Linked DNA regions of Mus musculus: region 1 is linked to region 2. A link is a loop called in an ENCODE intact Hi-C map of the cell type or tissue named here. Cell type or tissue: heart. All regions are shown on one strand. Links, peaks and the distances in the headings refer to the core of each region. The heading gives the core; the rest is flanking DNA. Region 1 overlaps Miat (myocardial infarction associated transcript (non-protein coding)). Region 2 overlaps Sez6l (seizure related 6 homolog like).

Region 1 (11,137 bases), core at 5,393-7,892, 210 kb before region 2:
TTCTTCGTGATAACTCCAGCCTGAGTCAAGTTGACACACAAAACCAGCCAGTGCAGCACATAAAAAATGAAATTTAAAAAATTTAAAAAGACATGGGGGAAAGGGGAGATGAGGGAGAGGCAGGCGGGTCCAACTCTGTGATGTTAACATTGTCCTCCACAAAATTCACACCTGAGAAGCATACAAATGAGTGACCAGAATATCCTAAGACTATCTCACATTTTATGTAAGTTTTGGGCAGATGTCTCTATCACACCGTTTTACGCATGGGACTCAGAGTCTCAGCCAATTTAAGTGGCTTGTGCAGGTGGCACAGCGCCTGAGCCCAGGCTAGACCCTCCATCTTACTAAGAGTCTCCGGCAGTTTTCTCAACACCTTGGTTGATGGGTGGCTAGGTGGGATGGCTCACCTAGCACAGAACTGGCCCCAGAAAGCTGGTTTGGGGTTGGGGGTTGGAGAGTGAAATCAGAGACTGGAGTGTGAGTGAGAGACCACAAAGGCCCGAGAACCTGGGAAAGTTTTGAAGTGCTTGAGACTTGACCCCTGAGCTAGAAGGTGACTCTGGAACGAGTCAAGCAGCCGGTGATGCTGGGAAAAAGCCCAGCCATCCTGCATGTCCAAGGCTTGATGTCCTGGGCCTGCTGCTGCCAGTACATTCCTTAGATTCCAAGATCTCAGTGGGGAAGAGCCTTCCCAAGAAGAATCCTCTTACACAAAGACCAAAGTCAAGGAAGCTGGGTCTGTTTTCTGGTCCTCAAGAGTGCATCTGTTCTCCCCACCCCCACTCCCGCCACAACCCCAGGCAGGTGAGTTTGCTCCTAGGTTGTGTCCTTTACACAGGAGGGTCTGTCCATCTGCTGACAGGAACCAGTAGGGACTAGGCCACCCACAGGCCAAGTAACTGTGGCTTCACAGATAACAGACAGACAGGCTCAGAGACAGACAACCTGGGATGGCTTGCCAGTGTGCCTGTCTGACCCTCAGGCCCTCACACCACACCACCCTGCTTGGTTCTGCTTCCAAGAAAAATCTGCCCAGGTCCAAAAGAAACCACAATGGGGATGAAGTAGGCCTGGCCATTACCTGTCTGGTGAATTACAGACACCCTATGACCCTCGCCCTCTGAGAGAGACAAGGCTTTGTTTTCATAAATGAGAGACTCATTCCCACAGTTTGAGATGCACCCCCTGCCCCATGCCTGGGCTTTTCCTGTGTGCAGGACTCTCCAGTTGCCCACACCAGGGGAGGACACGCTACGGTCATGCCACTTTTACCTGGGCACAGAGGCTCAGGCAGGTGGAATGGCTTGTCCAGGGTGACCCAGAACCTAAACCCAGGGCAAGCATCCGGCAGGTCTCTGGCGATCTTGAGTAGGGCTCTGTATCCTTTTTTTGCTATGCTGTGGGGACCTGGCCTATGACTATGGGGTGGCAGCACGGGGCACAGGGCGAGAGACTGAAATCAAAGACCCAAATAACCAACTTTGATGGGTCCCAGGGCAAAGCACCTTCCCCAAAGAAGGAATACAGGAGAGAGGAGCGGCAGGGCAGCCAGAATCATCGTCTGTGGCCACGGGTCTGGTTTGGTAATGGTGATGGTGGTGATGGTGATGGTGATGGTGGTATGTATAACATTCTAGTGCAGCCTCAGAGTCAATGAGAAGACAGACTCTGCACTTGGCGTGCATTCACCCCCAAGTGTATGGAAGCCATCTTGAAGCAGCTTCTCAATTCTCCTGCCATGTCTCTCTGTGTAAGTATCTTGCCTTCTCTGAATATCAGCAGCACTACTCCTCTCCTTACCCCACCCCTACACACACCATAGGCAATAGGGCCAGGGAAGATCCCATAACAGTATGCTCTTCAGTCAGGATGTTCCTGCCACTGAACCCGAGCCTGGCATCCAGCAAGCGCTAGCCAAGAGCTTAGCAGTGACCACTTGTCTACTCATCGGGGGACGGCCATCAGCCTGGAGGTGAACCAGGGAGAGTCTTGACTATAGGCACGGCCCCAGCATCAGTGGGATCTTGGGGGAGACTTTGACCATCAGCAGAGGAGGTTTGGGGGGACAATGTTATTAAAATAAAATGACCCTTGCCAAGAGCAGCGTGGTAGCATGGAACCTAGAAACGCTGCGTGCGCGTTTTGCAGAGGGAAAACCTGAGGCTGGGGCTTGGGGAGGGCAGTTGCCGGCTCTGCGTCTCTCAAACGCTTCCAGAGTTTCCGTCCTCAGATGCACTTGCTACAGCTCCTTGCCCCCACCCACCCATGCCAGACCCCACTCAAATTCCTGAAACCCTGGAACCCACCGCTGCCCCCATAAGAGCAGCCCCAGAGGTAGGCAGAGGGTTCAGTCCCAGCCCAGTAGAGAGGGGGCAGAGGATTTGTGTGATGCTGCCATCTGCTGGCCACTCCTGTGAACTGCAGCCAGCACGTAGCGACTCCCCAACAGGCCACCCAAGGAAGAGACCTACAGATTTCCTGCTCCACTTCGGAAAATAGTGACTTTCAAGAGCGTGGCTTTATATCTCTCTGTGGGACCCTTTTATTACCCATGTCCCAAGTCAGTTTCTCATCTCTATCTCATTTAAAGCACCCGGCACCGGACTGTGAGCCCCACACAGGTGTCACCTCTGTAGTGTGAGCCCAGCACCCTGGTTAACATAGGACAGTGTCAGCCACATCGTGTGGGATCTATGAGTGGTCCATTGAGTCCCGGGCATGTGGAAGTAGCCGGTAGGAAGGGGACCCGAATATCTTTCTTAGCTTTATTCTGTTTATCTCCAGACGGGGGAAAAAACTTGAAAACAACAGTAACACACACACACACACACACACACACACACACACACACACACACACACACACACACGCACATGCGCATGCATTGTTCCTCCTAAGGTTAAATAAAGCCCCTCATTATTGCTGGGAAGGAGGAGCTGGTCACATGACCCACAGCCAATGTATGCTCTATCCTGTCTCTACTCTCTCAGTTCAGGCTCCAAACACAAGGAGCAACACAGCCGCCTTGAGGCTGGGCCTTGCCACATTAGTTAATGGAGTCCGACAGATCCCCCAGACTCGCTCGGCCACAGGCCAGCCTGATCTACACAATCCCTTCCCAGGTGACTACACTGTATCTCCTTGACAAACCTTTAATCAGAGACCCAGAGTGAGGGATCCCACCTGACTAGATTTGAGAGCTGCTGCGGCACTGGGTGTGTCTGTGGGGGCTCTCACCTGAGAGACCCACGATTCACTGGACTCGGGGTGTGAACTCATGGTTTAAAACTGGGCTCATGGTGTGAAAATGGACTTGTGGTGTGAAATCATGGTGTGAACTAGACTCCTGGTGTGAACTGGACTTGCAGCATGAGCCAGACTTGCAGTGTAAACTGGACTCGTGGTGTGCAATCATGGTGTGAACTCATAGCGTGGACTGAACTCACAGTGTGAACCAGACTTGTGCTGTGAACTGGGCTCATGGTGTGAACTGGGTTTGTGGTGTGAAACTGGACCCGTGGTGAGAATTCATGGTGTGAACCAGACCTGCTGCATGAACTGGGCTTGAAACATGAACGGGACTCATGGTGTGAACTGGACTTGTGCAGTGAACTGGACCCGTGGTGTGAAACTGGACTCGTGGCATGAAACAGGACTTGTGGTGTGGATTGGACTCGTGGTATGAAACTAAACTACTTGTGTGAACTCACGGTATGAACTGGACTCACAGTGTAAAACAGACTCATGGCATGAGCTAGACTTGTGGTGTAAACTGAGCCTGTGGTGTGAACACCCAACTAGGGGCCTGAAACTTCCCTGCCTGGTGGGGAGGTGGATGACCCAGGACTGTGCCCAACCTTGCCTCTTTCTGTTATCATCCTGCTCTGTTTCCCGTCTACTCTGAGGTGAACACACACGCCAGCCGCCATGATATTCTGCCCAAGTAGCCAACTAATGACAGCCTGAACCATCTTAGTCAGACAAGTTTCTGCCTCCATGTGCTCTCTGACGGGCAATTTGTCACAGTGAGAAACAAGTCATGACTACGGGTGGATTGGCCAAGCAGATTGTCTTCAGTGTTGAGCTGAGGGTCTCGTACACCAGGGGGAAGAGGGCCCAGTTGGACCTCTGCTGTTGCCCCCTTGCCTGGTCTCATGTTGTTGCCCATCTCCCCAGGACTGCATGACAGATCTCAAAGGAACCACCCTAAATTCCTGTGGCAGCTGTTTCCTCTTGGCCTCTTCCAGGAAGCCCTGCTTCATGGTCCATCCTGCCCCACAGTGCCTGAGCCTCCGCTCCACCGTCTGGTGGGGCATGGTAAGAGCTCAGCTCACCTTAGCAAGAACCCTAGCAAATCTTCACATCTCCCACACTGACTTACACCGTGGTCCCCATCATTCGGAGCAGATGGCAGCTCAAAGAGAGCCAGCTCTCCTTCAGACACGGCACGGAACTGGACATGCCCAGACTCGAACTGGTTCCTGGGTTGACTCTACCCAAACCCTGATTCCAAACTTCTCAAAACACCCAAGCAGACGATTCACTCTGGTTGCCTAGAACCTTGTTCTGAAAAAAAGATCTCAAAGACACACCTATGTTCCCAAAGAGAGATGGGTGATCCACGTTTTGAGACGGGGACTCTTTTTTTTTTTTTTTTTTTTTTTTTTTTTTTTTTTTTTTTTATGAGACAGGGTTTCTCTGTGTATCCCTGGCTGTCCTGGAACTCACTCTGTAGACCAGGCTGGCCTCGAACTCAGAAATCTGCCTGCCTCTACCTCCCAAGTGCTGGGATTAAAGGCGTGTGCCACCATGCCTGGCTCGAGACAGGGACTCTTGACAGCTGAAGCTTAGCTGGGCCAGGCTGGCTGGTTAGTGCCCTCCAGCAGTCTGCCTACCTCTACCTCCAATGTGCTGGGATGGCAAACACATACCATATCTAACTTTTTACGTGACTCACTGCTGGGATCTGAGCTCAGGTCCTCATGCTTGAATGGCAAGCACTTTACTCACTGAGATGTCCCCTTGCCATCATAACTTTTAGAAGCTCTATTTTCTGCACTGGAGAAGGGGGCTACACCCCAGGATGCACACGTGGAGAGGTCAGAGGTCAGCCTTTCATGAGCTATTCTCCCTTCTGTGGGTTTTAGGGATCAAACATGCCATCAGACTTGCCCGCTTGCCATCAGACTTGCAGTGAGCCTTTTTGCCAGCTGAGCCATCTTGCCCCAATCTTGGCTCACCAGCAACTCAGCTCGCCCAGCAACAGAAATCCCACTGATTGATCCTCCCCCCATGACAACCCTCTCCCTTATAAACCAGTCACTCTCCAGTGTGTGTCGGTTTTAATATTGAAATGGCATCTTACACAGAGGCAGCTACAAGCATGAAAACCAAAAGAGCCCGTAATTGTGGCTGGACCCATGGAAGTATCTACATCTTTTAATCTACATCAGGTTTCTAGGGCCCCACGCTCAGTCTCTCCCAGCAGGAACAACATGGAACAGACAACTTTGCTGAGATGGTTATAAAACAATGGGTTCCCTAGACAGATTCCAGAGTGGACAGGACCAGGCTTTCCTCGCTGTCTCCAGCCCCACCCTCGGGGAGGAGCCACCGAGGCTCCTCCCTCCAAGCAGGCTATGAGCTCTTCAGACAAGAGGCCAGTCCCGCTCGCACAGTGTCCTGCTCAAACAAGCCTAAAGTTGAATGGAATTAGGGGGCAGGGGCAGCCCAGATGCAGGCGATTAGAACGAGCCTCAGGGACTCCGTTTTCTCGAGTTATAGCCTCTCTTTTCTCTACCGTCTCTCTCACTCTCTCATGCACACACACACACACACACACACACCATCACCACCATCACTGCCAACACCACCTATCTCCAGATCTTCTGGAGGAGGTGCACACCACCGGGGCCTGTGTTAAGTTTCAAGTTCCTCGTTGTCCCCTCAGTCCCTTACTTTCCGGGGATTTCTCACGATCCCCAGTGAAGGGTGGCACACTATGAACCCCCGCTCCTCTCCAGATGGACCGAAGTGTCTTCCCAGCTACCAGAAGTTCTGGTGGTTTCTATAATGTGGCCAGCGCACAAGGCAAGCTCCTCCCTGCCCCACCTGGGCTGACTCGACCAAGGCAGCCTGAGAACTCTGGCCCTGCCTGCCACCTTCTCTCTCAGATCATATGATGCTAGCTAGACTGGCTGACTGGCAGGCAGGCAGACCCCAGAGATCTGTCTCTATTGTGCAACTGCTGGGGTTACAATTACAGACTATATCTGGTATCCCAAGGAATGAAGTCTGTCTTTTACAGCCAATGAGGCCTGGGGCTTGTCACATATTGAGCTTCTCACTTTATACACCTCCCCATGAATCTTCCAGACTCTTGTTTGGTTGCTCTCTAACCCTAAATCGAGCGTGACTTGTTCCAGCCATGCCCTCCCTGCCTGTCAAGGTTTAGCTGGCATGATCCCCCTTCAGCGAGCCCTCCCTGCCTACCTCGTCTTAGCTCTCCTGATCCCTGCCCCCTTCAGTATCCAGGGCCCACCACACATAATTACAGCCACCAGGGACCAGCTACTGTCCCAAACTGGGACGCTGTCAGGCCTTTTGTGATCAGGCTTCTGCTCAGTTTCCGGAGCAAAGTCCCCTGTGCAGCCTTTCTCAGGGCATTGTTGGTGAAATGTGGAAGATTGGCCATGAGAGGGCAGCAGCGAGTACGTACAAGCCGTACCTGGAGGTAAACCCACGTTCCTACGGGGTCTCTCCATTTCCTCCGTGGCTCAGGTCCCTCCGTAGACTCTCTGGCATCTCTACAGTCAGTCCTAAGCCCGTGGGTAAGCAGTTCTCACAGCACCAACAGATCAGGCAGCCTGTCCTTGAACCTCCAGCCTTCTAAGCTCTGGCTTCCAGATCACTCTGTGAAACATGCTCTCTTCTCTTGCCCACTTCAATCTGGTGTCACCCTCAGCTCCACAAGGGTCCTATGGCCTCATGGCTTTCTGCCGCTGCTTCCAGAGGACTTCCCCTTGCCTTAAGGGTTCCTAACTCCCTGCCAGCCACACTCCCTGCCCTCTGCACACCTACCCTGTGTAAAAGATCTGCCTTAGAAGACTTGAAGGTAAAGGTCGAACTATTTTACTCTAGGGTGTAAGCGATGGAGAATGTATTTCTATCTGGAGTTTGACGTTGTCATAGGGCCAAAACTCCGTAAGTCTCCTAAACAAAGACTCAAGGGAGGCCATGACCTTGTGCTCAATGAGTCCATAGGTAACAAATTGGGCCCACCAGACAGGTGTCTTAGGCTCCTATATGAGCTAAGAACTGCTTGCAAGAACTGACGCTGTAGTTTACAGGAGCTAACGGCCAATGTAGATTGTAAGGCTATATTGGATGGAGCCAGTGGCCACACCCATGGAAGGTTAGCTGTAAGTCTGGTCCCACCAAAATGCTCAGTAGACAGTATCCTTTCTTCTGGGCTGAGCCACACCCCAGCCCGGTTAGCACTTTGATTGACATTTGGAAGTTCTGACCCAGACCGGTCACGTGTCTACTCTCACTAGCTACATCCTCCCCATAGCAACCAAGCTCAGCACCTCCGCCCATCCCTCGCCAGCCACGCCGCCATCATCCAAGCCGTTAGTGGTAACAGGGAGAGGAGTATGAGACCTGTTAGTCAGAGAGAAATCCACAGCCATTCATTTCTGCCGGAAGGAACAGACCAGAAAGGCAAACATTAGTCCAGAGGAAAGGGTGGTTGGTTTAAAGGAGCCTGGAGCCCCGCGGGTGGGCGGGGCTGGCTGCTAGTGGTCAGCCCCTGGGGCAGCCAGGGAAAGGCAGGGATTAGCTGGGGGAGAGCTAGAGTTAGTGCAAAAGAGCCAGAGGTTAGCCCAGAGAGGCCATGAGCCTACTGGAGGTGAGGCATGAAATCACCCCCAGGTGTGGCCCTGGCTTAGCAGCTGGCGGGCTCTGGGGGAGGCTGGCTGGGGCAGGGGCATGGATATAAACCGAACAAGGAGCTGGGGTGACTTCCCATCCGCCTGTGGGCTTCTAAGATTCACTTCCTGGCACCCATTTGCCCCTCCCATAAGCCCTAAGGGCCCGTAGAGACGCTTCCCGACTGTGCATCAGGACAACTGGCAGCCTGTCCTCTCTAAGTGTGGAGAGAGTGTTTCTAAACACTTCCTGAGGGAAAAAAATATCCTCACACCTACTTCCTGTGTGAAAAATGATCCCAAATAGACTTCCAGTTTGAGATTTCCGCCTCTCTCAGTGGGAAAGGCCTGGCTAGTTGACCGCCTATTTGGAGAACCTTCTTACTGGTCATCGGCCATCTCTTCTCAGGCTGAGAGAAAGGCCCTCTTACAAACTTCCTGATGCCCTCTCTCCTCGGGCTTCTCTGCGCTGTGGTGTTTCAGGGAAATGGCCCCTCACATGTTTCCTGCTTAGGAAACATGTTTATAGCTCCCAGGTAGGGCTTTGGGTTCAGACACACACTTTGAGCTCCTGTACAAGATGGCCAGCCCCTGATGTTCCTACCCCTCTCTCCCTGCCCTAAATCACAGAGGGCCCCAGCTAGGTAGGGCCCAGAATTGCCAATTCTAGAGCCACGGGCACCACAATGGTTCCCACGAGGTCCCCTGGTCCCATCCACTCCTGGTGGCAACCAGACTTGTGCACAGAGGAGAGAGGTCATGCTCGGAGCCCAGCGTCCCACGTCCACAGGACAGCCTCCTCCTCCTCCTCCTCTGGGCGTCACTAAATACGGCTGTCCCCTGCCTCAGATCTGGCCTGGACAGCCTGGGGACATCTGCTTGCCAAAAGGAGGGACCAGCCCCCAGGAAGCCCAGAGCTCGGCAGGGCTGGGTTAGTAAGAAGAGAAACCAGTTAGTAGGGCCGGGTTAGTAGCACAGCATCAGCAGACACACACAGGAGCCACTAGAGAGAAGAAGGCAGCGGGGTGGCCGTTAGTTAAGGGGCAGCAGGGTGCAGAGTGGGGTGCCCCGGGGTTAGACAATTAGTAATCAAAAGAGCTGCCTATGGGAGAGAAAGCTGGCAAGAGGGGAGAAAGGGAAGAGACGTTAAAGGACTCAAAGCACATGTCTGCCCCAGGTAGAAGGGTCTGTGTGCAGAACACCCGAGATCAGAGAATGGGCGTACCACCGAGTCCCCCGAGGCCCGCCCTCAGCGTGTCTTATTCCATTTTGAAGTCCCTGCCATGCGGCAACACCTCGGTCACCTCACCACGGGCATCAAGGGAAGTAGAAGGGTCCCGTTCCGCCAGCAGGGAGCGGCAGAGTTGGTGAGTCTCTTAGCATACCCTGTCCCGCAGGATGGGTCTGCACATAGATCCCAGCCCCCAGGCAGGGCCTTCCTGAGCCTTGTCCGCGTCCCAGCCTCTGGGAAGGCCCCTGGCCTGCAGAGTTAGTAGGGTTTGGCTGCTGCGGGGTTAGTAGGACATGCTCGGGCCAGGTTAGTGGATTAGTCGGTTGACAGAAGGCCAGGCATCTCGTCGCGTGCCACAGCGTCCTGGCCGAGCCCTGGGTTGGTTAGTAGGTTAATCACACCATGCAGCCTTCCCCTTTCAACCCCCCTCCGGCCCTCTGCCTCCCCACCACAGGCCTCCTGTCCCCACCAGCGTGGGCATGGGGCCTGACCTGGGCAGGGGGTCTGCCTCTATATCCCATCAACACCCACCGTAGGAACCCCATACTGGAAGCCCAGAGCTTCCGTTTCTAGGCTGTGGGTCTTGGAGCTCCACAGACACTTCAGATCTGCTAAAAATGTACCCAGCTTGTCCTCAGTGCAAACCCCCTGCCTGGTTGTGGCCAGCCTCTTCCCAGAAGGATCTCCTCATATGCTTGTGCGTGTGCGCACCAGCACACACACACACACACACACACCAGCATCTCACTACCAACCCCAACCCCCCAGAGCTGCTGCCCTTGAAAATGAACATCTCTTCCATCACCAACTCCCGGGTCTCTGGCTGCTCCCACCACTGGCCTCCTCTACAAAGAAAGAACTGCAAGGAACCTAGCCTGAGTCCTAAAGCAAAGTTTGGACTCCCCTAAGCCCCACCCCTCCAGCTTCTCTTTCCTCCCAGGCGACAATAGGACACCTGAGCGCACTTCTAAAGCCTAATGCTGTCTCCCAGCATTCTATATGTTTGGTAAGAAAATAATTCTGTAGCCAGCAAAGACAGATAATATCTCATCCTTCCGTCCCAGCCTGAGTGTCTGAGGTGCCCATTAGCACTTTGAGGCTCTGAAAAGTCCTACCCTGTATTTGACCTATTTGAATTTTGCTTTAATTTCTTTCCAAAAGCACTCAGTCAAGCCATACCTTTCTCATCCTCCAACGTCCCAGTGGGGGTCAGCCTGACTAGGAAGTCACTTCCTCCCTCGTGCCAGAGCTGGCCTCTCTTGACTGCCTATTGTCTAATTCTTCCTGGACACAGCTTCTCTCTGATGACTACAAAGTTGTAAATGTCTGAGGTGTGGTTGCATAGCACCTGTATTTCCCAAGATGGCTACACAAATAAAAGAACCATGGTGGGATCCATGGTCTAGCAGGAAACAAGGTTCATCTCCTTCTGGAAAACATGGTAAGCTACAACAGAAACCAAAGGTGGCCACTGCTCCAGACTGGTCAGCAAGGCAGACCTGAGTGGCCCAGCCAGAAATGCCTCTGGATCAGACTGTATCCAACCCAGATGAACCCTCACCTAAACTCCCTACACTCCCACTGAACAGAACTGTATGGTGCATCTGCTGAGTGCCCAGCACTGAGTCAGGCACAGGTCTGCCTGAGAGCTGCCTAGGCCACCAAGAGAGCATATGGTCCACATGACATGTGGAAATCAAAGCTGGTAGAGACAAGGGGGCTTGTAGAGGGTACCCTGAGACCTGAGCTGGCTCTGTACTGGCTGCAGCCACCGTGTATGTCCCTAAGACAACTGGCACAATGCCAGCAACCCTGTACCCATCTTATGTTTGTCTGTTCCTTCCTATGTGAGGAACTCTGAAGGGGAGACTAGCTGCTCATGTCTGTGAGACCACCCTGTCAGAGTCCCCCCCTCCCCCGAGAGGCACAGGCTGAATCTCTAGGCCCTCTGTGAAGGCACAGAGAGACAAGACCA
Region 2 (10,815 bases), core at 4,209-6,708:
CTGTCTGTCTGAAGTCCCTCTTTCCAGGGCAGCTCTTGTTAGATGGAAACTTCATACTCTCTTGTTTCCTGTAGGACAGAGCAAAAGAGATGGGTTAAGCCCTGAGTGGCAGAGTGACATCCCAAGGCTTCTAAGGTGTCATACCTCACTGTGTCCCTGGCCTGGGGCTCTACACTGTAGTCTGCTCTGCTCAATCACTGTTACAGGTGTGCGGATGTGCTGTGTCGTCTTCTGGGGTCTGATCTCCCGCAACTCTGTGACCATAGTTGTTGAGCCTTATTTGGCCTGATACGGAGGCTTGGTGAGAAAGTCTGAGCCTTTGCTCGAGTTTAGAGACTTGTCTGCTCACTTCTGTACTGGAGTGACTCAGCACACCTGCTTAAGCCTACCTTTGCCTAGCTACCGCTTATGTAGAATAACTTTATTGGCCCTGTCAGTCACCCCATACTCTCCGTCACCCTTCCCTGCCCCCTAAGCCTTCTCACCTCACCAAAAATCCCCACCTCCTTCCTCAATTCTATATAAACAAAAGACTGATACAATAAAATGAATTCCTTGGCTTTGACTGACTCCCAGCCAGGGTGTGTTCACTATCCAACTCAACCCCAGAGCAACTAGCTGGACCCGGTTGTCTTCTCTCCCCCCCAGGCCTGCCAGCAGAGAGTCATCATCACACAGTGATTGCAAAGATGGAGGATGGGGGAGGCAGAGCTGACATAGTTGGTACTCTGGGAACCCCAACCCTCTGATGCTACTAGCCTCCCATTGCCTCAGGATGTGCTCCGACTCTAAGGTGATCGGAACTTCCCCAGCCGATACAAATCCATCTTTTAAATTCCGTCACCACCAGCTGGACCTTCACCTCAGATCTGAGAATAAAGACCATATAGTTGTGGCTGGTCCCCTTCTCCACTGAGTGGATAAGAGGTGAGGGCCAGGAGCCAATGAAGTCACAGGCTCCCACTTGGAAGTGCCACAGTCACTTCCTGTGAGGCTAACACAGTTAAGGTCACATCGAACACTTTCTGGCAGATGGGAAATACGGTGGGCAGTATGTGAGGAACACCTTCCGAAGGTCAGGTCTGGGTAGGTGGGAGAATAGGGGAGGGGCTTCCAGAAGCATCAAGACAGATGTGGAAAAAGCCAACCTCAGATGACCGGAAGCCCATCCTTAGCTTTAAGGGAACAAAACAGCCTGCCAGAGCAGAGAACTTCTACAACTCGGAAGGGACCCATCAGAGGTCACAGACCCCCGGCCAATCCAATTCTGGCTTATTTTCAAGCTCATTCGTTTCTGTTGGTAAACTGCCTCTTTTTCTGTTACTACCCACAAGTCTCCGTGTCCAAGCAATCACGGTGGTGTGGTGATTCAGGGTGGTGTGAATCCTGGCTGAGCCTTGGTGAACCCGTGGCTTGTGAGCAGAGTGTTCATATAGGGGATAGTTCACACAGGAGGTCAAAGCAGAAAATAGTGGCAGGTCAGTGTGGACAAGGGGCGGATTTGCCTGTTTCCTAATAGCAGGGAAAATGACTTCTCACGACACAATGGCTCGAGGGCAGATCTGTCACACAGCCCTAAGCCTGGAAGCTCCCCATATGAACCTCAGACCTTCTCACAAGCCCTGCTTGCCAGACATCATCTAACTTTCAGCCATGTCTACACCTCAGCTTCATTAACTCTTTCCACCCACCTCAAGGGTCCCCAACCACCATGCAGCAACGGGACCTGATAGCTTTCCGTGGTCCTTCAGGATGATAACTAATCATAACTATGGGCCAGTGTGATTGAGGCTCAGGATTTCAAGTCAAGCATGAACAGCCTTGTCCGAGCCACTTTCATCTCTCTGGCCCTCCATGTCCTCTTGAGTCACAGAGAAGAGTCCCAGGGTCATGTGGCACATCACACACCATTGTTGGTGCTGTGTGCTCTGCCAAGCTATTCCGCTCACAGGATTGTGTGTGATTGTACCTGTAGCAGCTTTATAACCACAACTGCAGTTCCTGGCGATGCTGGAAGCTTCTGAGGGAGCTGAAAGGGTCCCGCTGCCTAGTGTGGACATAGCCAACCTCTGCAGCCCTCTGCAGTGAGCCTGCAGCCAGGCTGAGCCACCTGCAGTGCACAAGCCTGGTACATCCAATGCTGGCTGGCTGGACAAAGCTGGAAGAGTGGGGAGCTCCTGCTGTTGCCACCTGAACATGTTCCCATTGCTCATCCTAGTCACAGAAGGACTTCGAATGCAAGCCGCGGGAGGGCAGCAACCCACCCTTCATCCCTCGCTTAACTCCTGATGCACCCAGAGGCTCCAAAGAGTGAGTGACCTGGCCACCCAGGTTCATGGAAGAGTGCTTTGTGAGGTTTTCCTGACAGGGAGGTCAAGAGGTTCTCCTCCCCCTTCCCCTCTCCCCTCCCCTTCTCCCTCTCTCATCACCTGCTTGATCTGCATCATCTCCTGATGTCCAAAGGAGCCTGCACAGCAAGGTGCAGAAAGAGCCACACTGCTTTTAAGGAGTGGAGCTCAGCTAGACACAAGAGCTGCCCCTGGAAGCTCCAAGCTGGGTTCTAATCACTGATGGCTTGTCCGGGCACTCTGCTCATTCCGGGATTAGGGAGGGCAAGGGGAAGCCCTCCAGGAGGGCAGTAGGACCACTTACCCCAGTCTCGTAGATGGGATTGTCGAACTCAGTCTCCACGGTGATCTGACTGTAGGGGTGGGAGTACATGAGGGGTAGGCGGAGGCTGGAGTATTGTCGGCACCTGCAGGAAAAACAACAGTGATGGAGCTGCACCCCTACCCTGATGCCCCAGGGCTCTGTGAAGGGCATGGGGTGGGTAGACACAGCCCTGAGCTGGTGGGGTCCCACTGAGGGACCTGCAAGTGCTCTTCACCCATGATCCCATAGGGCTGCAGCAAGCTAGCCTTGCCCTCCTTCTCTCTCTCCCTCTCCCCTCCCCCCTCTCTTTGACTTGTGAAGTACTTTATGTGTCTTTCTAACACCGGCCAGTGTCTCCCTGGATGGCACCCCACCACACGCTGTGCTGTGAAAGGCAGGGGTGAGGTCTACAAGGGCCACCCACACACCATTCTGCCAGCCTCCCACATCACTCACTACCACTTTAAAGCCCGCTCAGAAGTGTTACTCAGCGTGGTCTCTTCTACCCACTCCACCGGAGCATGCAACCTCTGCTCCAGGGTTCTTCTGTTTATCGACTATCGGTCCTTGATTTCCTCCTGTGCTTCGGAGATCAGCTACTTTTCCTCACTGGAGTCTGCTTTGCTCACTGCGATGTTCCCAGAGCCCAGAGGCTTCTGGCACATGGCGGTGGCTCTGAAATCGTGAGGAAGATGTGTGTGTGTGTGTGTGTGTGTGTGTGTGTGTGTGTGTGTGTGTGTGACTGTTCTAGACGTGGCTTTTTGTCCTTTGAAGGCAACTTCTGTGACCTTCAGCACCTGGGATCAAGCCCTGGGACACCCCTTACATTTGCTAAGTGAACAGAGGGATGACTGTCCCCAAAAAGTCACCAAGACGCCTTCTGATTCTGACCACAGCCTCTCACGAGGCACACGAGGCCACTGTACCCAAGCGTCAGGCAGAGATGCTGAGGCCCCAGAGGTGAGGTTCACAACGGCACAACCCAGCCTACCTCGTGACGTAGATGTAGGCTCCTCCCAGTAGCAAGGAGATGAGAAGGACCGGAATGAAGATGGCCAGCGCCATGTTCCCACCTTCCAGTGAGGACTCTGCTGCCGCTTCTGCTACTGAGCACACAAGCCACTGAGCTTCTAGTCTCCCATGAGCCCCACCCCCACGGGGAACCTGGCTCTCAAGTGAGTGCCCCTCCCCAGCTGATATCCCACAGCCTTAGACACAGAAGAGCCGTGGAGGAAACAGAGCAGAAGCTGGGTTGTACCCTCGGCTGTGGTGACCCTTTGGTCGCTGAGAACCAATTCGAACCCTGTTCATGCTAAACCCATAGGAAAGCAGAAATCTGGTTAAAAATTCAATCCAGGGAGTCACTTGGACAAAGTTCTACAATCATCTTGCCTCGTTCTCTGGCCACTTCTGTGAATGGCTTGCACCAGGCTGGGGCCCATTCTAGAGCTCGCTTGTGAGATGTGCCCAGGGGTGGCTCGGGGCAGTGTGGACAGCTCTACTGCCCAGCTTCCTGCTGCCCCCAATGCATGTGGCAACTGCAGAGATCCTGGTGGATATTCTGGGGCCTGGGAGCCTTTTCCTAGCAGAGTTGGGATCCTCCTCTCTCACATTGGTTCTAGAAAGCTTGAGCTCCTCTGCAGCCCTCTCTGGCCATGTCTCACAAAGCTCAGCCATCCTCCCATCTGTAACACATTAGCCACTACCTACATGGGTGAAAATGTGGCCTGTGAGCCACAATCAGCCCCTCCTCCCATAAACTGCCTCCACTGGGAATCTTGTCATGGCAAGGAGACATGTGACTAAGATGTGAACGGAAGGAAGGAGTCTCAAAAACGAGAGAATCCTGGCTAGCTGTTGTCACCTGTCCATAGGAACAAGCCACATCCAGGAGGAGAGGCGACTGTGCCAGGGAGCAAAGCCCGAGGTTGTGAGCTGCCTCACATGGGTGCTGGAAACAAAACTGGTCCTCTGCAGAGCAGTGGACTCTCTTAACCGTCTATCTCTCTCTCCAGCCCTAGTAGCTATGTCCGGAGGCCCCGGGAAAACCTATCAACACAGCTGCCTGATGTGCTAGAACTTACAAGATAGAGGAAGACTCACCTTCCAATGCATGTTCAAAACTGTCTTGGTTAACTGAAACAGAAAACAGGAAGCAGTGTCAACTCAGAGGAAGTTCACTGTTTGCACAGACAGGGGGTCGATGGTCCCCAGGAGTGTGGGGTGAGCATGGGGCCAATGGTGTCTTGCAAGGCAGTTCCCCACAGTACCTCCTGCGATGTTGAGAGGAAGGAGATGGGCAAGCATCCGCAGTGTCATGGACTGTGATGGCACATGACACACATTCTGTATCTCGCCAAGAGCCCGTGCATTCCCACCCACTTCTTGCCAATCTCCTACACAGTGATGGTTCATTATCATTATTTTAAAGGAGAGCGAATGGGTTCAGAGAAGTGCAGTGAGACCTCAAAGGTCACACAGTGTCTAAGCTGGGAACTTGGGATTCCAACCTGCGGCACTAGTCTCTCTCGCAGCTCTTAAGGTTTTGTTTTGCGTTTTCAAGACAGCCTCTTGTGCTGGCCTGAACGTTCATCGACAGCCTCTCAATTGCTGTTCTGGTGGGTGTAAGACACCACCTCTAACTATGTAATATCTTCACGGAGTCTTTTATATATTTTTTCCAAGGATGTGTGACTCAAGACCCTGATACTGACTGTATTACATTCACCTCCCATAGTTATTGGCTGGGATCAGTAGTCTATATAAATTATTTTCATAAACTCGTATTTTTTTTTATAACCCTGAAGTTCAAGGTGCTGGGGATGATAATCTATCACCAAAGCCACCTGGTGGCCAAGCACTGAACTGCACCCACCAGGGCACTCCTGGATGCAGAGTGTAGAAGCAAGTGAAGGCTTAAGTGGAAAACTGCACTGAGAGCGGCCAGGCTGTGCAGGGCATTGCATGCATCCTCTGTCAGGCCCCAGGACTCCTGATTAGATTCTGACTAATTGAAGTCACCATTGAGCAGTGATGCCCTCTGCTGAGAAGCTAGCTGGCTTCTCGGCTTCAGAATTAGTGCCCAGATTTATAGGTTGATGTTGTTTCAGAGGGGGCCATGGCTGGGCTTCAGTGGCTCTGTAAGAGCTGGCATGCTCTCTTTGTCCCACTGAGGGATGGCCCTGATGCATTAGCAGGCGGCATGCATCCCCCAGAGGTGCAGAGTCGTGCCTTGAACTCCACAACCCTGAACCAAACAGACTTCTTCATAAAGTATCCATTCTCAGGTATTTTGTTACAGTAACAAAAAGGGATCAAGAATTGGTGAGGTGGCGCACACCTGCAATCCCAGCACTGAGGAGGTAGAAGCAGGAGGATGGGAGTTCAAGGCCAGCCTTGGTTACAAAGGAAGTTCAAGGCTACATGATACCCTGTCTCAAGAAACAAATATATGAACAAATGAAGAAACCAGACTGGCTAGGCGTAGTGGTGCACACCTTTAATCCCAGCACTCGGGAGGCAGAAGCAGGCGGATTTCTGAGTTCGAGGCCAGCCTGGTCTACAAAGTGAGTTCCAGGACAGCCAGGGCTACACAGAGAAACCCTGTCTCGAAAAAAAGAGAAAAGAAATGAAACCAGACTGGACAGGCACCCACTGGATTTGTATTCTGTGACCCCCTCCTCTCCCCAGAGCAAGCTCTCAGTTTCCCCTGGAGATAGCCCTCACCCTGGCTCCTTGGGTCTCTTTCTTTACCTTTACAGATGGGCAGGGGCCCACTCCAATGGGACGGCTGTCCCAGAATGCACCGGATGGTCACTTCGCCCATGAGCTCAAAGCCCTCGTAGCACATGAAGGTGAGGGACTCTCCGGGCAGGTACAGCCGCTTGTACAGGATCTGGTACCCGTTCTCAGGCAGTCCTGGGTTGTCACACGCCAGGGACTCCTCAGCTGAAATGAAGCCAGACATGGCTCTGAGATAGTCCCAGGCTCTGGGTGACATAGCCCCACCCGGCGGCATCCTCTCTCTAGAACCCCACCCTGTGCCCAGATGGTTCCCGCTCTGTCTCCCATCTCTGGATACAGATGACACGTGGGTACCACAGAGCGAATAGGGTTGTAGAATCTGGGCAAAATTAAATAAAATCTAGGTTCTATCATTTGTTAGCTGTGCCATCTCTAGAAAGTATTAGACCTTTTCTGGTCTTCAGTTTTTCTCCCTAGCAAATGCGAATATGGCTGCAGGACTCCACAAGGGCTTGGGTGTAAGAGACGGAGAATGTCTTCGCCCCTTGGAGGGCGCTCAGTAAGGGAGGGATGGTGGTAGCGATGGATTATCGATTAAAAAGACGGTCCACTCCTCCAGAGCTCTTCTGGTGTGTTCCGATCTAGCCTTGTCACGCACTTCTCCAGGAATCCTTCCCCGACGCCATCTGCCACGAACTGTCTAGTGTTTCCTCCCTCCCTCCAGCAGTGCCCACGCAGTAAAACCCGTTATCCGGGTCAATTGTCTGTGAAGCCAAAAAGCCAAGGGGCTGCAACCAATAGGCTCACGCTTCCCCCTGATGGCTGCGCTCGGGTACTGCAGACGCCAAGTACGGGCAGAGGCCGATTTAAAGGTGGGTGAGCCATTTGCCAGGAAGCAAACCCCTCAGACATGTACAAGATTTTAAACTGTGGCAAAATCCTCATAAAGTTTACCGACTAGCTGTGAACAGCCGACCTCTAGGACTCGGTGCCCCATGCTGGGGCCACTAGCGTTAAGGCCCATCTCCCCTCCTCCAGTTTCCGGACTCGGTGAACTCGAGGAAGGTAAAGAAAGATGTGACTGTACTCTGGGAGAACTGCTTATTTCCTCTCACACCAGATCCTCAAGGCTCCTGCCTTGTATCATAAGCATCTCTGCTTTCTTGTTTGTTTGTTTGTTTGTTTTGACGCGGGGTTTCTCTGTGTAGCCCTTGACTGTCCCGGAACTCACTCCATAGACCAGGCTGGACTGGAACGCAGAGATCTGCCTGCCTCTGCTTCCTGAGTGCTAGGATTAACGACGTGTGCTTCCCTGGGCCTGGCTAGGGCTGGACTTCTGTTTTTTAAGGCTGAATAGTATTCCGTGGATGAGCAGACCATGATGCCCTGTGTCCAAATTTCACATGTTAGATTAATGTAAACAGTATTGATGTCACCGTGGGGGTGCAAATCCTGCTGAGTCCCACTTCTGGTTCTTTGGGGTAGACACCTAGAAAAACCACCACCGGGTCCCAGAGCAGACCCTGTTTTGATTTTTGAGGGCCTGTATACAGTCTTGAACGTCGGTACCATCTGTTTCCCTGCTGGTTCCCCACGCTTATTCCTACTAACGATGTGCACAGGTTCTGGCATCTCCCTATTACATAGAGCTCCACCTGTGGGCCCTCACGCTGGTTTGAGAATAGCGGTGGCTTTTGGCGTCCCCTCCTATGCCAGCTAGTTCAGAAGAGCTTTGTCATCAGCTTTAGGCATACCCAGGTGAACAGGAGAGAAGGGCCCGGAGGAGAGCCCGTGACCTAGGCGTCCCTGTCTTCCATCTGTTTTCCTGGTGTAACCCTGCTGGTTCAGGACTCAGGGGAAGTGGCCTGCCTAGACCCAGAGGAACTGGAGGGTTTGACAACTGCTCCCAACTGTCCCCCAGGGCCACCTCCCCTGTGACTGTGCCTGCCTACAGTAAACACCAGTGCCTTGTCAAGCAAGGGGCTCCCTCTGCCTGCCCTCTCCCCTCCTTCCCTGACCTGTCTCCTCTCTCCTTGCTTCCTCTATACCCTCTCTCTTCTCTCCTTTTCTCCCTACCCTCTCCCTCCCTTCCCTTCCCTCTCTCATCTCTCCCTCTCTGCCTGCCCTCTCCCTTCCCTCCCTTCCCTCTCTCATCTCTCCCTCTCTGCCTGCCCTCTCCCTTCCCTCCCTTCCCTCTCTCATCTCTCCCTCTCTGCCTGCCCTCTCTCCTCCCTCCCTGACCTGTCTCCTCTCTTTCTACCCTGTCTCCTCTCTCCTTGTCTCTTTTCTTCTCTCTCCCTTTCTGCATTACCACTCTCCTTTTATGGCAGACAAGCTCTGGGACCGTCCCCCGAGTATGGCCAGGCTCTTGAGACTCACTGAAGGCCTTCTTCTTCTCCCTTCCCTCCTTGTCCAGGCCCCACCACAAGGACCCCAGACTCGTGACTTACATACGGCCAGGGTCTCAAATGGTGTTGCCTCTTATTTTGTAAAATGCACCTAAGGACTCCTTGCTGACCCAGTTCTGTCCCCGGGGATTTCAATGCCCCCCCCCCCGCCCCCTTGCAAAGAAGCTTCTGAAATGTCCCCAGCAGCATGAGAGAGGTGGTGGTGTGTGTTCTCTCTGATGTCCCTCCTTCCCGGAACTCAGTCTTATACTGTGTTCATTTCAGCATTCTAGTGCCCAGCCCAGGGTTTGGTTCACAGGCAACTGTTATTCAGTCACCTAACCTATCTCGCTAACGTGCCACGATGTGCCAGCGTGCTAGAACGGGGAGTGTCGGGGTTTGAATGTGAAATGTCCCCAGCAGGCTCGTATGACTGAACACTTGTTGCCAGGCTGGGAAAGTGGTAGAACCTTTAAGAGGTGAAGCCTCCCTGGAAGGCATGTGTCTTGGAGGCGGGCCTTGGAGGTTTTATACCTCTCTCCATTTCCTGTTCACGCTCTGCTTCCTGAGTGCAGACGCAGTGTGCCCCCACCTCCGCCTCCCCCTCCCCTCGCCATGCCGGACTGAAGTGCATCGCTGTAAGCTGGAATCAACCACGTTCCTCTGGAGATTGCTTCTAGGTGTCACTTTGTCCCAACAGTTCACGGAAGTAAATAAAACAAATCTAAGCTTGCCCATCCCCCCCTCCCTGGGACTGAGGCTGGAGAGCCACAGCAGAACAAGGTGTAGATGAGGCCCCAGTGGCTCTGAGGTGTCAGGAGTCAGGGCCTGTCATGCCACAGGCTGGATCTCTGCTTCTTTGGCTAGGCTGGGGGTCAGATGGCAGTGACCTGCTGGGGCGGTGAAGCCCTATGCTTAGCTGCAGTTCTCTAAGCCCTATTGTCTATTGCAGTTCTCTAAGCCAATGCTTGCCCAGCTCTGTAGGTGGTCCAGAGTCTTAGTTTCCCAGAGAGAAAATGAATGAATGGATAAAGGTGTATCCACAACAGCTGTCAGTGCCGGGAGGAATGGGGGCTTTCATGAGGACCGGGTGGATTGGTGGACACTGATTCCCACCCTTGACACTGGAGTGATTGTCTTTAAACCCAAACAAAAGCCTTGAGGAGAACTTAAAGCCCCCATTTCTCCCTCTCCCCCATACTCGACATGTAGCCTGCCCAGAGGTCAGCTGCCAGAAAGGGACCTTCCAGGCCACCACACAGTTGGAGATGCATCTCAAATGATAGAGGCAGGACCCATACCAATTTTCTAGAGTCTTGCTCCCCTGTGGGACCTGCAGAGGAACTGGGGTGGCTCACTCAGTGTCCTGTCCTTGAGATCCAGTATACTCCGTGTTCTCATGAGTCCACAGACACACAAGTGGGAGGGAGGCTTGATACAAATGGTGGGTGCAGGCGACAGATGCAGCCTCTTGTGCTGGAGAGCCTCCGTCTGTGAGAGGATGCCTTCACAGGAGTGGCAGGGGTGCGGAGTCCGCTTCAAACCAGCTCCCCAGAGGAGGAGCCCAGTGGCTTGTGAGGGCCATGCTTGGCCAATGCTGCTGTCCTATGAAATGGAACTCATCCACTGAGTTCAAGTTCACCCTTGGCTCTGCACAGAGTTGGAGACTTGCAGCCAAGTCTTCGGTCGTACCATGGGGCCTCCTTTAAGTCCTGGGAAATCTTCAAGGCTTACTGCATTACACACCTACTGTTGGGACTCAAGGTAATGGCAAGGGATTTTTAAACCCTGAAGAGTGTTCCTGGGCCTGTGGCAAGGAGAACATTTAAACTTTTTTTTTTTTTTCTGAGTCTTAGCAAACACTGTGGGAGACCCAGGAGGGGAAACTAGTGGGTTATATCCCAGTCTTTTTTTTTTTTTTTTTTTTTTAAAAGACAGGGTTTTTCTTTGTAGTCCAAGGCAGCCTGGAACTCACGAGTTTCTTGCTTTAGGGCCACCCCAGGGTGGAGAGGAGACTCCTGTGCTTTGATAC

The links. A loop is a pair of places that touch in the nucleus more often than their neighbours do. Peaks named below come from ENCODE experiments on the same cell type or tissue, not always from the same donor. Only the 100,000 strongest peaks of a DNase experiment are listed, where the experiment ranks them.
Region 1: a loop joins it to region 2, with 12 times the contacts of the local background. A loop is called at or near these places in 11 of 42 quality-filtered maps.

The regions. Positions count from the first base shown.
Region 1 is chr5:112,207,900-112,219,036 of GRCm38, forward strand. It overlaps Miat (myocardial infarction associated transcript (non-protein coding)), which reads right to left. Exons shown (of 7, transcript NR_033657.1): 7 at 5,329-11,137. 1700028D13Rik (RIKEN cDNA 1700028D13 gene) reads left to right here. Exons shown (of 3, transcript NR_045378.1): 2 at 1,641-1,753; 3 at 1,868-2,103. Among named protein-coding and RNA genes, the nearest start is that of 1700028D13Rik, 6.7 kb to the left of the region's middle. In heart, for the core only: a CTCF peak has its summit at 6,698 (motif pointing right); a DNase peak (open chromatin) is centred at 6,662; H3K4me3 peaks cover 677 bases; H3K27ac peaks cover 950 bases; H3K27me3 peaks cover 1,165 bases.
Region 2 is chr5:112,421,971-112,432,785 of GRCm38, forward strand. It overlaps Sez6l (seizure related 6 homolog like), which reads right to left. Exons shown (of 17, transcript NM_001253916.1): 13 at 6,406-6,600; 14 at 4,756-4,788; 15 at 3,644-3,755; 16 at 2,653-2,755; 17 at 1-68. The coding sequence ends at 39. Among named protein-coding and RNA genes, the nearest start is that of Gm6588, 22 kb to the right of the region's middle. In heart, for the core only: a CTCF peak has its summit at 5,504 (motif pointing left); no DNase peak of the experiment used is centred there; H3K27me3 peaks cover 2,271 bases.